Regions from separate parts of the Homo sapiens genome. Here region 2 is linked to region 1. Evidence: read pairs that join two places in POLR2A ChIA-PET (ENCODE). Cell type or tissue: Caco-2. All regions are shown on one strand.

Evidence for each region. Peaks named below come from ENCODE experiments on the same cell type or tissue, not always from the same donor. Only the 100,000 strongest peaks of a DNase experiment are listed, where the experiment ranks them.
Region 2: POLR2A ChIA-PET joins it to region 1 with 7 read pairs; 2 of 35 experiments call an interaction of 5 or more read pairs at or near these places.

What each region holds. Positions count from the first base shown.
Region 1 is chr15:99,267,833-99,270,332 of GRCh38, reverse strand. All of the region lies in intron 2 of LRRC28 (leucine rich repeat containing 28), which reads right to left. Among named protein-coding and RNA genes, the nearest start is that of LRRC28, 18 kb to the right of the region's middle. In Caco-2, no CTCF peak of the experiment used is centred here; no DNase peak of the experiment used is centred here.
Region 2 is chr15:99,420,099-99,422,598 of GRCh38, reverse strand. No RefSeq gene overlaps it. Among named protein-coding and RNA genes, the nearest start is that of LINC03080, 14 kb to the left of the region's middle. In Caco-2, no CTCF peak of the experiment used is centred here; a DNase peak (open chromatin) is centred at 1,308.

The DNA of each region.
Region 1 (2,500 bases):
ATGTACTGAATCCTATTGTCATTTCAATAGGATTAATTTTATGTTATGTCAGTTTCACCCCAATAAATTCGTTTTCGTTTTTAAAAAGCTAATGAAGTCTTGGCACTGAAGGAATAAAAAGTACTTCATTCACAAACTACCACAACACACTTAACAAGCTTTTTAGTTGAATCAATAAGTTGATGTCATTGCTTCTGAGCAGGTACACGACATGAGTTAAATACCACGTGTCCAGATTTTTTAAAACTGTGGTAGACCTCTTTTCAACTTGTCCATTCCTTCTCCAGTATTTCCCTCCATTTTTATATATGTCATAGAGCAATATTTATCAACAGAGGAATCAGAAACCCTAGCAGGCTAATGGTACAGAATGAAGGAACCAGCATTCTTTCTTCTTCCCCAGTAGCATAAATGCCTTCAGGGTCCTAGTTACCATTACCTTTGTCTCTTGACTCACTTCATAATAATTACTCATTTTCCTTTGTTTCTCTCTCTGCCATGATGGAAACATTATCTGTGTTGTCCAATATGGCAGACACTAGCCACATGTGGCTATGAAGCACTTAAAATGTGGCTATGTGATGGAGGAACTGAATTTTTAATATTATTTTACTTTAATTTAAATGTTAAGGCCAGGCATGGTAGCTCACACCTGTAATCCTAACACTTTGGGAGGCTGAGGGAGGTGGATTACCTGAGGTCAGGAATTCAAGACCAGCCCGGCCAACATGGTGAAACCCGTCTCTACTAAAAACACAAAAATTAGCTGGGCGTGATGGCGGGTGCCTGTAATCCCAGCTACTCGGGAGGATGAGGCAGGAGAATCACTTGAACCTGAGAGGCAGAGGTTGCAGTAAGCTGAGTTCGTGCCACTGCACTCCAGCCTGGGTGAAAACTCTGTCTCCAAAAAAAAAAAAAGTTAACAGCACATGTGGCTGGTAAAGTGTGCAGAATTCATACCTTCATATTCACTACTGATTTTTCACTTAAACTCAGCTCTTTCAAATGTAAAACATGAAGAATAACTACTTAACTGTAAGAATGATAAATGTTTTAGATTATTTTTCTTAGAAATAAATGAAAGTATTTGCTTAGCATTTGTAGAAATTAAAATTGTCATCTTAAGAAATGTAAATGAAAATATTTTAAGTATCTTCAAATCTACAAATGTTTTCTGGCAAAAAATGTAAAACAAACATCAAGACTGATATTTTTAACTTAGCAAAAACTTACAGAATGAGCTCAAAATAAAAAAAACTATACATCCAGTACATTTACAAAAATACAATGTTTCTGAATTTGATAGAAATTTGATTGCCAAGAAAAGATTTTTCAAAAGAAAAAACAGGCATTAAAAATTGCTGAAATGCCTCTTGAAGTGTTTATCTTAATATTTGTTAAAACTTTAAGTTATGTAAATGTCGGAAACAAGGGTTGGAGGTTACAAGCATCAAGTGTCTTCTCCAGCTTTTTATTTTTAAAAAAACCTATTTAATAAACATGCCATAAGTATGATTTTATAAATGCAATTTTCAAAGCAATATAAAAATACACACAAAAATAGAATACCAAACACATTCCCATTAAGCCAGATCAATGATTTAAGATTACACCTAGCTTGAACAATTCTGTAAGTTTATGACATAACTGTTTGGTTTTGCGGGGGTGGGGTGGGGAGCATGTTCCAAGATCCGTGTACAAGTGCCTTACTTACATAACGTATGTATTTGTTGACTGATTCGATGGGACTAACAGTTAGGCACTGGTGTCTCACTTCCAGTACACAGGTGCCTCATTAAAGTGAATGCCTGAAAAATGAATTTAAACTTGTGGAAACATACATACACCAATGGTTTTGAGTCTTTTGCTTGCAAATAACACCCTTCGAGTACACAAGATAATGGTCTGTTCTAAGAAAAGACCCCTAGCCCTGCCACCTCTTTCTAAACTGTCCCCCTCCTAACTCCCTAGGCAGAAACTACAAATTACAGGGTATATGCTAAGTCAGGTTCCCTACATTTCATTTAAAAAGCAAAGAATGATACATGTTTAAAAATATTTCTATTAAGCTAGACTTTTATTCACAGGAAAACTCAGACACAGACTTTACAAAAATTAACTGGGAAAATTCACTTAACATGCAGCACTTCATTTCTCCACAGTCGATAAACGTGGTTAAATTTTAACGACATGGTGGTGCTAGGCTAGGAAGAGGTTATCAATAAATATCTACAGAATTAAAATGAAGCAAAACTAACTGGACCACAAATTAGGAGACCTTATTTTTGCACTGAAAAGTGACTTTAGAACCAGCCATTATCCTCTTCTTAGTTTCCTCAAAAAGAAAAATTGTCTAAATTATAAATAAAGCTTCTAGCTTTAAAATCCTATGACTCCATAAATAGAGTTAAGTTATGGAACAGACGTTCATTTTCCTGAAAAATGAAAGTCATTATGACATGTGAGAGGCTTGAGTTTCTTAATTATTTGACAAGGAATC
Region 2 (2,500 bases), 150 kb before region 1:
TGAGACTGAGTTTCGCTCTTTTGCCTGGACTGGAGTGCAGCAGCGCAATCTCCACTCACTGCAACCTCTGCCTTCCAGTTTCAAGGGATTCTCCTGCCTCAGCCTCCCAAGTAGCTGGGATTACAGGCGCCCACCACCACGCCTGGCTAATTTTTGTATTTTTAGTAGAGACGGGGTTTCACCACGTTGGCCAGCCTGCTCTTGAACTCCTGGCCTCGTGATCCACCTCAGCCTCCCAAAGTGCTGGGATTACAGGTGTAAGCCACTGTGCCCAGCCTGCAGAATGACTATTATTTAAAAGACAAAAAAAAAAAAACAAACCCTGGTGAGGTTGTGGAGAATAGGAAACACTTATACACTGTTCATGGGAGTATAAATTATCTCAGCCATTGTGGAAAGCAGTGTGGTGATTCCTCAAAGAACAGAACTACCATTCAACCCAGCAATCCTATTTCTGGGTATATACCCCAAAGAATATAAATTGTTCTATCATAAAGACACATGAACACATACGTTAATTGCAGCACTATTCACAATAGCAAAGATATGGAACCAACCTAAATGCCCATCAACAGTAGACTGGATAAAGAAAATGTGTTACATATACACCAGGGAATACTATGCAGCCATAAAAAAGAATGAGATCATGTCCTTTGTGGGAATGTGGATGGAACTGGAGCCCATTATCCTTAGCAGAGTAATGCAGGAGACCCAAATACCACATGTATGTTCTCACTTATAAATGGGAGCTAAATGATAACACATGGACACACCAAGAGGGGAACAACACACACTGGGGCCTCCTTGAGAGTGGAGAGTGGGAGGAGGGAAAGGAGCAGAAAAACTACCTGTCTGAACTGTGCTTATCACCTGAGTGACAAAGCAGTCTTTACAGCAACCTCCCGTGACACACAGTTTATCTATATAACAAATCTACATATGTACCCTTGAACCTAAAATAAAAGTTCAAAAAAAAAAAAAAGAAAATGGAAAACACAGGACACTGTCCCTCTCCCTCCCCCAGTCAACCCAAGCTGAGATTTTTCAAGGCCTCTACACCTCTTTTAAATAATTCCCAGATGATTGAATTCCCAGATTGAAGCAAATGCTCCCAAACAGTGGAGCAACTCGGCCCTGGGGTCTTAAGCCCCCACCTTCCCCAAGAAACGAGACTGGCCTCCTCCTTTTTGCAGGGCAGTGTGGAGCAGTGGAGGAGCAGAGGCAGTGGGCTCCACTCGCAGCTGTGTGGCCTTGAGCAATGGCATCTGCCATTGCTGAGGCTTGAGTAGGTAAACAAAGCTGCCGGGAAGCTCAAACTGGGTGGAGCCCACCGCAGCTCAAAGAGGCCTGCCGACCTCTGTAGACTCCACCTCTGGGGGCAGGGCATAGCTGAACAAAAGGCAGCAGAAACTTCTGCAGACTTAAACATCCCTGTCTGACAGCTTTGAAGAGATTAGTGGTTCTCCCAGCAATCCCCAATTCAACAAGAAGAGCTAACTATCCTAAATATATATGCACCCAATACAGGAGCACCCAAATTCATACCCTTAGAGACCTACAAAGAGACTTAGACTCCCACACAATAATAACGGGAGACTTTAACACCCTACTGTCAACATTAGATAGATCAACAAGACAGAAAGTTAACCAGCATATTGAACTCAGCTCTGCACCAAGCGGACCTAATAGACATCTACAGAACTCTCCACCCCAAATCAACAGAATATACATTCTTCTCAGCACCACATCACACTTATTCCTAAATTGACCACATAGTTGGAAGTAAAGCATTCCTCAGCAAATGTAAAAGAAGAGAAATTATAACAAACTGTCTCTCAGACCACAGTGCAATCAAACTAGGACTCAAGATTAAGAAACTCACTTAAAACTGCTCAACTACATGGAAACTGAAAAATATGCTCCTGAATGACTACTGGGTACATAACGAAATGAAGGCAGAAATAAAGATGTTCTTTGAAACCAATGGGAACCAAGACACAACATACCAGAATCTCTGGGACACATTTAAAGCAGTGTGTAGAGGGAAATGTATAGCATTAAATGCCCACAAGAGAAAGCAGGAAAGATCTAAAATTGACACCATAACATCACAATTAAAAGAACTAGAGAAGCAAGAGCAAACACATTCAAAAGCTAGCAGAAGGCAAGAAATAACTAAGATCAGATCAGAACTGAAGGAGATAGAGACACAAAAAACCCTTCAAAAAATCAATGAATCCAGGAGCTGGTTTTTTGAAAGGATCAACAAAATTGATAGACCACTAGCAAGACTAATAAAGAAGAAAAGAGAGAAGAATCAAATGGACGCAATAAAAAATGATAAAGGGGATATCACCACCGATCCCACAGAAATACAAACTACCATCAGAGAATACTACAAACACCTCTACGCAAATAAACTAGGAAATCTAGAAGAAATGGATAAATTCCTGGACTCATACGCCCTCCCAAGACTAAACCAGAAAGAAGTTGAATCCCT